Regions from separate parts of the Mus musculus genome. Here region 2 is linked to region 1. A link is a contact called in ENCODE Hi-C or POLR2A ChIA-PET data. All regions are on one chromosome and are shown on one strand. The core of a region is the stretch at or near the end of the contact, and the rest is flanking DNA. Distances in the headings are between cores, read along the strand shown. Region 1 holds the start of Aldh16a1 (aldehyde dehydrogenase 16 family, member A1). Region 2 holds the start of Tead2 (TEA domain family member 2).

Region 1 (4,826 bases), core at 643-3,142:
GGTTCCCACCAGTCTAGTCAGCCCGCACCTTCAGCAGCAGCTCCTGAAACCGCACCGTCTCTTCACCCATCGACTCTGTGTCGCTTAGTTCTGGTGCCAAAAACGTCGAGTCCGCCATGGCCCTAGGAAAAAGTCCTAGGCGTCCAAAAACGTGAAGAACGTTTCGCAGATAAGCGAAGCTAGCCTACTGTAGGGTCACAGCTGATTCGTTTGCGTGTGTGTGTGTGTGTGTGTGTGTGTGTGTGTGTGTGTTCGATATAGGGCTTCTCTGTGCAGCCTTTCCTGGCTGCCCTGGAATGCTTTGTAGACCAGGCTGGCCTCGAATCCTGCCTATGCCTCCAAAGTGCTGGGATTAAAGGCATGCACCATTACCTCCCGACCAGGACCAGTGAGTACACCCAGGCCTCCACCCAGAATCCCAAAATTTGTCCTGAGAATGGTCTACAGTTCCATTACGATGAAGGCTCCGTTCTCAAGTCGGCTGGGTATCTTGATAGGTCCTGTTTGGCCAATGCATAAATGAAAGCCACACTTCCGGCGTCTGTATAACTAAGGAACTGAAGTAGCCACCGTTAAGCCCACCTCAGCGCCCTTCATCCAAAGCAGGCACCTACAGGGACCACTTGTATGAAAGAGCTGAAGCCACGCCCTCCTAGCCAACCAATCAAAAGTAAGGACTGAGGAGGCCTGCGAAATGACACACTTCCTGAATCAATAAAACCTACATATCTGCCCTTCCCAAACCTCAGAGGTTACAGTACAGAAAGGATTGCCACTCTGAGAACTTTAGTATCTCCTGCTCTTGTCTATCATGAGTTAGGCTCTGGGTCTGATCCCACTCAACACACACCCAGTCTCAATGCTATTAATCGCCCTTTTTTGAACATAATTAATGTTTTTGCTTATAAAGAAGTTATAGAGGCAGAGGAGGCTGGAGAGATAGTTAAACGGCAGAGTGCTGACTGCTCTTCCAGAAGAGGAGAGTTCGATTCCCAACACCCAGATTGCGACTAACAAAGCCCTGTAACTCCAGTTCTAGGGGGATCTGTCGCCTCCTCTTCTGGCCTCCTGGGGAACTGCATGTACATGATGCACAGACAAGCAGGCAAAATACTCATGCACATAACAATAATCTTTGTTTGCTTCTTTTAAAGAAAGAAAAGCATTTGGGGTGGAGAGAAGGCTCAGCAATTAAGAACACATGTTATTTTTGGAGATGTCTGGGGTTAAGCTCCAAACAGCCACAACTGTCATGAGGCTCTCTCCAGCCCAGCGGCTGCATCGCCCTCTTCTGGGCTCCACAGGCACTGCAGACACATAGTGCAAAGACATACCTCAGGGCTGGGCGTGGTGGCGCACGCCTTTAATCCCAGCACTCCGGAAGCAGAGGCAGGCGGATTTCTGAGTTCGAGGCCAGCCTGGTCTACAAAGTGAGTTCCAGGAGAGCCAGGGCTACACAGAGTACATACAAAGAAAGATAAATATTTTTTTAGCCAAGTGTGCTGGCACACGCCTCTAATACCAGCACTCGGGAGGCGGAGATAGGTGGGTCTGTGAGTTGAAGCCAGCCGGGTCTACATAGTTAGATCCAGGGCCTCCAGAGCTCACAGTGAGACTCTGTCTGAAAAACAAAATAAAACAAAACAACGAAAATCTATTTTTTCTAAAGAGTCAAAGTGACAATAGCCGAAGGCCTTCTGCCAGTGCGGGACCCCACCCACCCACCCAACCATGTCTGTTCTCCCCGAAACTACATTTCCCAGCATCCGCCCATAGGCCGCATCGCGCGGCTCTAAAGTAGGCGGGTCACGTCCTATATAGCTCGCTTCCGGGCCCTACGGTTGGCCCCGCCCCTTTGATTGGAGTGGGCGGTGCCGCCCTTCGGACCTCCAAGTTCCTCTAGGTAGACCGTCCAGCAATCCCTCGCGGAAGGCTCCGGGAGAGCGATGGCGGCTACGCGTGTACAGCCCAGTACCCGGGAGATTTTCACGACGCTGGAGTACGGACCGGTGCCGGAGAGCCACGCATGCGCACTGGTGAGGGCTTGCCCCGCGGCCGCTGCTGCCTCCGAGTCCTCTCGGCCGCTTGGGGCGCGCGGGCTCCCGTCATCCACTGCGGCCTTCTCGGAAGCCCCGCCCCTCTGAGCGCGTGATTTCCCCTACAGTGCGGAAGCCTGGGCTGGGCGGCTGGCGGTGGGCGGCGATGGTTGTCCTCGCGGTTTTCGTTTACGGTCCCGAACGCCGCCGTAGTGTTTCCCCAGGACCCTTCAGGAACGGGTGGTCACTAAATCCCCATACCTCTCGCGGTCCTCCTGAGTCTTCACCTTGCTAGATCGTGGTTCCTTGTGGCCCCCGGCACTTTGGAGGCTCGCGGGAACGTTTAGAACCTCAAGTTCGTTTAGAACCCCAAGTTCGTCCAAAACTTGCTATGACTGCTCCCCTTGTTTCAATATCCTTACGGTGCTCTGTGATCTCCTGCCCCTTCGAACGTCATCTGAGTTCTCTTGACCCTCCTAGCCCATCCTATTCTCATTCTCCCTCTCCCCCTCCCAAGTTTAGTGGATTTCTTTGGGAGATTTTCCTGTTTTCGTACTTCATTTATATTATTCCTTTAGAGCCTCCTGGCCCAAGGCTCCAGAACCCTCTTGCAGCCTCATCGGAATGTGGTAGGGTTCCTGGGATTTTCTTTAAAACCAAGGACCAATCAGAATGCCCAGGGTCCCAGAAATTCTTCCAGCATCCAAGCAGGTATTAGGAGGTTGTAGAGTCTTTAGACTCTTAAGAGGAGTCACCACACTACAAAAGGACTCCAGCTTTGGAGGGACAGCATAAAACACTCTATAAAGTTTAGAGTGTTGATCCCAAAGATACAAGGAGAAAGATCACTGACCCGAAATCATCACGGCCAAAGTAATTTAAGCAAGTAATTAATTAAGCTAGCTTTTTTTTGAGGACACAAGCTGCCTCCCCAATAAGCTTTGGTTCTAGAAGTCAGTCCTGGATGTGAGAAAGACAAGGTTTTTATATATAGTTTGTGGATAGGGGGATTTGGCCACCAAAATAGTTGAGGTTACAGGAGCAGAACATACACATTATAATAACCTTCTGTAGTAAAGACATTATTGCAAGGTGTTCCTAAAATGGTAGCCATAACAACCTTTTGAAACAAAGGTAGGGTTGCAAAACAATTATAATATCTTTTTAAGGGCTGGTGAGATGGCTCAGTAGGTAAGAGCACCCGACTGCTCTTCCAAAGGTCCAGAGTTCAAATCCCAGCAACCACATGGTGGCTCACAACCATCCTATAACGAGATATGATGCCCTCTTCTGGAGTGTCTGAAGACAGCTACAGTGTACTTACATATAATAAATAATAAATAAATCTTTTAAAAATATATATCTTTTTAAAACCAAGACATGGTTGAAGTTTTCTGGAACAGGCAGTGCAGAACCATTTGTACTTAAGGTTACAGGTGGGACATAACCCAATCTTGAGAAACAGGTTTAATCAGAAACAGGAAAGAAGCTAGTTTGTCTTTAAGAGGCTTTCAAGCCTAAGATGGAGGCAGACTGGTTCATCAAGAGATGTCACCAAGATGCTGGTTAAGAGTCGGATCCCGGGCTGGTGAGATGGCTCAGTGGGTAAGAGCACCCGACTGCTCTTCCGAAGGTCCGGAGTTCAAATCCCAGCAACCACATGGTGGCTCACAACCATCCGTAACAAAATCTGACTCCCTCTTCTGGAGTGTCTGAAGACAGCGACAGTGTACCTATATATAATAAATAAATAAAATCTTTAAAAAAAAAAAAAAAGAGTCGGATCCCGCTGGCAGTGGTGACGCACATCTTTAATCCCAGCACTTGGGAGGAGGCAGAGGCAGGTGGATTTCTGAGTTCGAGGCCAGCCTGGTCTACAGAGTGAGTTCCAGGACAGCCAGGGCTACACAGAGAAACCCTGTCTCAAAAAAACAAAAAAATCAAACAAACAAAAAAAGGATAGGATAGATTCTGGACTCTGCTGACAGGGATGCTACGAATCCATCATAATGAGATGGAGCCTAGTGTTGCCTGGACAGACAATTGCAGTGGAGACTCCAACCAGGGAGATGCCAGTTAAAAGGTACTGGACTGTTGGAGTAACTAAAACTATAGATCCAGGTGAGAGGATTTGGGACAATTCAGAGACCCCAGCTGGAAGCTGGTTAGAGGCAGTGTGCCTCTAAGTAGCAATAATAGACTGAAGGCTGGGATTGATAGATGGACTGTGCCAACCTCTGCTAAGTACGATTTTACTTAATCCTCAGAACGTCAGAGAGGGGATTATTTCTGTTCTTTTAGTGACAGAACACAAGGCTAATGAGGGAAGTAATTTTGTCCATAGTACACAGAGCTTAAAGGAGTTTGGATATGGTGGGCAAACCAGTAATCCCAGCATGTGGAAGGCCAAGGCAGGAGAGTTACAAGTTCCAAATCAGCTAAGCAGTCTCAAAAAATGAAAGAGCTGGGCCTGTCACCACGCCTTGGATTCTGGTGTGCCCCCCACCAATCAGTTGCCCCCATTACTCCAACAAAGGTCTCAGGTTTACACTCTATGGGCACCTCAACCAGAAAACATGTTTGTTTTCTTTGGCTTGAGCTTTGTTTTGGAAAAGTCATTTTATTGTACAATTAATTCCATCTAAACATCCTGGATACCAATTTCTCTTGAAAATAAAATTCCAAAGTTTGGCGACCGTTTGGCTCCAGTTCCCTGACAGAATTCATCTGGAACCAATTGTCTTGGCTACTTTGGGAAAGCTCTTGGTGTCCAATAGGCCCGTGGCCTGC
Region 2 (4,826 bases), core at 693-3,192, 61 kb before region 1:
ACAGGGTCTCTCTACATAGCCCTGGCTGTCCTGGAACTCCCTCTATGTAGACCACACTGGCTTTGAATTCACAGATATCCACCCACCTGCCTCTGCCACCTGCCTTATTTTTATTATTTTGAGATAAGGTCTTACTAGGCCAGGCTAGCACAGAGCTCAGTATGTAGCTGAGAATGGCCTTGAACTGTTCAGGTGTGTGCCACCACAGTTGGCCAGACTCTGGACACTTGGGTTAGTGTGACTTTTCTCCCTGGGGTCAGGACAGCCACCACAGGGGACTCACCATACATCTTGCCCTCATCTGACAGGATGATCTTGCGACGGCCACAGGGAGGGTAGATGGCCAGGGCCTCCTGAAAACTCTGCTCAATGTCGGGGCTCCACACACCTTCTGCATCAGGGCTGCCATCACCTCCAACGCCCTCGCTGCCTCCGGTGCCCTCTTCGCTGCCTTCCTCGCTACCTGTCCAGCCCCCGCCATCATCCAGGGGGGCCCCAGTCCGGGGATCCCCCATCTGGGCCTGCAGAGATGAAGATCAGCAGCTACATATGGTATTGCAAGAACAGGCAGGAGCACTGCCTGAGAGAGAAAGCCAGGCCTGAACCTGAACCCCTGGGTCTGAGGGAAAAAGAGGAACCTAAGCCTGGGACCTGGGAGGCTGTTCTTCCAGTGAGGAATTTGCATTGGGACTGCATGGGGTTGAAGCCACCTGACCAACTCAGGTGCAGTGCCTGAGGCTGTGTTTGGATTTAGGGAAGACCAGAGTCTCGTTAATTGGCAGGAGTGAGACTCTCCTGTCCCACTAAGAAAGAACAGGTGCTCAGAGAAGGGCAGCAGCTGCTGGAGAAGCAGAGGCTAAGTCCAAAACCAACACCCAGAGAGAAGGGGACAGAGAGATCCAGGGACAAAAATCCAGATCGACACAGCAAAAGGGGGCATAGTCAGGGCCCAGACCAGAAAGTAACCACAGAATCAGGCGGGGGCGGGGCTGGGTGCCCATCAAACTTCAGGCCTTGGGACTCAGTCGCCCAGCCATCTGGAGGACAGAACAAAGAGCCCAGGCATCCCCTCCCCCAGTTCCCCACAACCCCTGCTGTGGGCGAGGCCAGCATGCGAGCAGCGGCCCCGCCCCTCCCCCGGGCTCGGTTCCAGCCCAAGTTCCCATCGACTTTCCGGAGGCCAAGAACAGGGAAAACTTTCCCCATACAGTCAGATACCTCCTCCCTAGAGGTTTTATGTTATCCAGAACTCCCAGGACCCCAAAGTTCTGAGTCCCATCCCTCCAATTTTGGACTCTTGACCTGGTAGAGAGAGGTTAGGTGAACAAAGATCTCAAGCCCAGCCCAGTGTCGCGACGACGTTCAGGACCCCCACAGGCCGAAATCCCAACCCAGCCCACCCCCATGTGGCCAGACAAAGAGACAGACGAGCCAGGCAAGACAGACGGACATCTCTAATCTCCTGACCCAGTCACCAATCCTCGGAAGACCAATGGCCGAAGGTCCAAGGGGCCCTATGGCTCTCCCTTGGCCACTCCCGCTCCTGCCCTGCTCCGTGTGGGGGCCACATGCCCACAGGGCGGATACTTGCACGAAGGATGGCCCAGGGGTCGAACTAACAGAAGACCCGTGGTCGCTCCTTCGCTCCCACATCCGCAGCCCCCGGCCACCCCGCGCGCTCCCCCAGCCGCAGACCATCCCCAGGCCCCTAACTCCGGAGAAAGTTCCAGCTCCACACTTCGGCTGCGTCCCCCGCGCAAACTCCGGCCCCGGGGCAGAAAAGGGCTCCGGGCAGTTCCCACGCGATCTCAGGAACACGCGCCTCACCTCATCGCGCGGAACTTCCCACCCCAACTCACAAACCCCAAGCAGGATCCCGATTCCCGCCGGCGCCTTCCTACCTCCCGGCCTGGGCAGGGGAGCCGCGGGCGGGCGGGGCGAGACCCAGAGAAAGTTGCCGGGAGCTTTGTTTGGGAAAAGTGGGAGGGACCGGGGGGGGGGGCGGGCCCGGCGGTAGGCTTGGAATCTCACAGGGACACTCGCTGCGAGGTGCTTGCTTTAGGAGAGATGAGTCCATCTAAGGACTGGGTAGGGTTGCTGGGGTCCCTAGGAGAGAAGGTGGTTATGGGGGCCTGGATTCATGACTTTAGAGGAGGAGGCTGGGGTTTGTAACTCTGGGTCTTAAAGAAGAATATTGGGATCTGGACCCTGGGTCTGAAGAAGAAGGTACTGGGAGTTGAAGGGAGTAGACTCCCAGATAGAAGAGGAGACATGACCTGGGTCACCCTGGGTGTTTGCTGAGGATGTGGGATTGACAGATACAAAATAATCTTTACCAAACTTATGTGGGTTTTTTAAAAAAGATTTTATTTATTTTCTTAATGTGAGTACATTGTAGCTGTACAGATGGTTGTGAGCCTTCATGTGGTTGTTGGGAATTGTTTTTAGGACTGCTGCTCACTCCGGTCTGCTCTGTTCGGCCCCACTCACTCAGTCCCTGCTTGCTTCACCCCAAAGATTTCTTTATTATTACACATAAGTACACTGTAGCTGACTTAAGACACACTAGAAGAGGGCGTCAGATCTCATTACAGGTGGTTGTGAGCCACCATGTGGTTGCTGGGATTTGAACTCAGGACCTTCTGAAGAGCAGTCAGTGCTATTACCTGCTGAGCCAGCCCATTTTGTGTTTTTATTTTACTCTGTTTTTTAACGTTTACATTTTATCTGTATGTTTTGTCTGCATGTATACCTACAGAGGCCAGAAGAGGGCACTGGGCACTGGATCCCCTGGAACTGGAGTTACAGATGGTTGTGGTCAACCATGTGGGTGCTGTAAGTCAAATCCAGGTCCTCTGGAAGAGCAGGCAGTGCTCTCAATCCCTGAGCCATCTCCAGCCATGTATACTTGTGTGTGTATAGAAGTGTGGGTGTGGGGCGTGGTAGCACATGCCTTTAATCCCAGCACTTGGGAGGCAGAGGCAGGAGGATTTCTGAGTTCGAGGCCAGCCTGGTCTACAGAGTGAGTTCCAGGACAGCCAGGGCTACACAGAGAAACCCTGTCTCGAAAAACCAAAAAAAAAAAAAAAAAAAAAAAAAAGAAGAAGAAGTGTGGGTGTGGGTGTGTAAAAGTGGAGATGAAGGTCAGAACCCGGGACCTCACAAGGGCTAGGCAGAAGTTCCAGCTCAGAGCTGTATCTGGTCCAACCAGTTTCTGTGTGATAAGTAAAGTGCTGGGGTGGGTTGGTTTGCTTCTGATGAGAACACAGCTTCCTTGTGACCTGGCCAGAGTGAAGCCTGTTGGGCTGGACCCCCTGCGTTTCTGAAGATCCACAGAAGTGCAGACTCCACAACTGCTTAGGCACTAGTGGCTGCAAGTGGCTCCTATCCCACTTAGAGGCAGAGCCTGGCTGCCTGAGGGCAGAGAGTTGGAACCCAGGGTTTTGTTCTCTTCAAACTGAAGGTCTGGGTAAGAGTGATATCACTGAGTTACAGTCCCAGCTCCTGTGGAGTTGAAGCTAGCCAGGGTGTTCTAGTTTGTTTTCTATTACTGTGATAAACACCATGACCAAAAGTTGGGGAGGAAAGGGTTAATTTAAGATTGCCATTGTGATCCATCACCAAATCACCAGGAAAGGAACCTGGAGGCGAGGCAGGAGCTGAAGCAGAGACCTTGGAGAAGCCCTCCTCACCGGCTCGCTCAGCCTTATAGCGCCTAGGAACACTGGCCCAGGGGCGAAACCACCCACAGTCAGCTGGCCCCTCCAACAGCAATCATTAAATCTCTGCCCTCAGGCACCCAGGCTCTGTTTATCCTGGGACAGGGGCCATTTCTGTGGACCTTCAGAAACACTGGGAGTCCAGGTCAATAGGCTTCCTGCTGGCCAGGTCACAAGGCCCTGCAGACTTGCCTATAGGCCAATCTGATAGGGATATTTTTTCAACTGAAGTTCCCTCTTCCCAGATGACTCTGGCTCTTGTCAAGTTGACAATAAAAAAAAAAACAAAAAACCAAAACCACCACCAACAACAAAAACTAACCAGCACACTGAAATACAAACATCCTTTGAGAAAACAGACAAAATCCCCCCAGCCAGCCAGCCAGGTAATGGTGGCATAGGCCTTAATCTCAGCACTCAGGAAGCAGAGGCAGGTGGACCGTTGACTCTGAGGCTCCTGGTCTACAGAGTGAGTTCCGGGACAGCCAGGGCTACACGGAGAAACCCTGTCTCAAAAAAAGAAAAAGAAAGGAAGCAAGCAAGCAAGAAAATGGCTATGAGCTGGACAGATGGCTCAAGGAAAAGAACTTACTGCCAACCCTGACAACTTGAATTCAATGTCCAGATCTCTCTCTCTCTCTCTCTCTCTCTCTCTCTCTCTCTCTCTCTCTCACACACACACACACACACACACACACAGGTCACACTGCTCAGCATAGTTCAAGGCCAGTCTGGGATGCATAAGACCCTATTTCTAAATTTAAAAAGCAAAAATATGAGAAAAAGAGGAAAAAGAAGCGCTGGCTGTCTTCAAACTCAAAGCCAAGAGTCGCTGGCATATGGGCTCTGTGAGTCTGAAAGGGAAGCTTAGACTTGGGATTTCTTGGGAAATATAACACAGGGCTGTAATTAGGGGTTTTTTGGAGGTAGCTGGGTTTTTTAAATGAAATCATCCGGAAAACGAGAAACATCTACAGTAATGCTCGGAGAGTCAATAAATGAGGGTAAACCAGATGGCGGAGTGCTGAAGGCACTTGCAGCCAAGCTTGAGTTCGATCCAGGGGACCTACACGGTGGCAGGTAAGCAGCAACTCCTGACAGTTGTTC

What was found. A loop is a pair of places that touch in the nucleus more often than their neighbours do. ChIA-PET counts read pairs that join two places held with the same protein, here RNA polymerase II (POLR2A).
Region 2: POLR2A ChIA-PET joins it to region 1 with 10 read pairs in Patski. The contact joins the promoter of Tead2 here to the promoter of Aldh16a1 in region 1. A Hi-C loop is called at or near these places in 4 of 37 maps with a recorded cell type or tissue (adrenal gland, gastrocnemius, mouse trophoblast stem cell and 1 more). POLR2A ChIA-PET finds 5 or more read pairs at or near these places in 4 of 5 experiments (Patski and embryonic stem cell).

Annotation. Positions count from the first base shown.
Region 1 is chr7:45,151,602-45,156,427 of GRCm38, reverse strand. Aldh16a1 (aldehyde dehydrogenase 16 family, member A1) reads left to right here and starts at 1,892. Exons shown (of 17, transcript NM_145954.2): 1 at 1,892-2,036. The coding sequence starts at 1,947. It overlaps Pih1d1 (PIH1 domain containing 1), which reads right to left and starts at 2,125. Exons shown (of 10, transcript NM_029406.4): 1 at 1,888-2,125; 2 at 29-122. The coding sequence starts at 118.
Region 2 is chr7:45,212,908-45,217,733 of GRCm38, reverse strand. It overlaps Tead2 (TEA domain family member 2), which reads right to left and starts at 1,942. Exons shown (of 12, transcript NM_011565.3): 1 at 1,902-1,942; 2 at 284-521. The coding sequence starts at 515.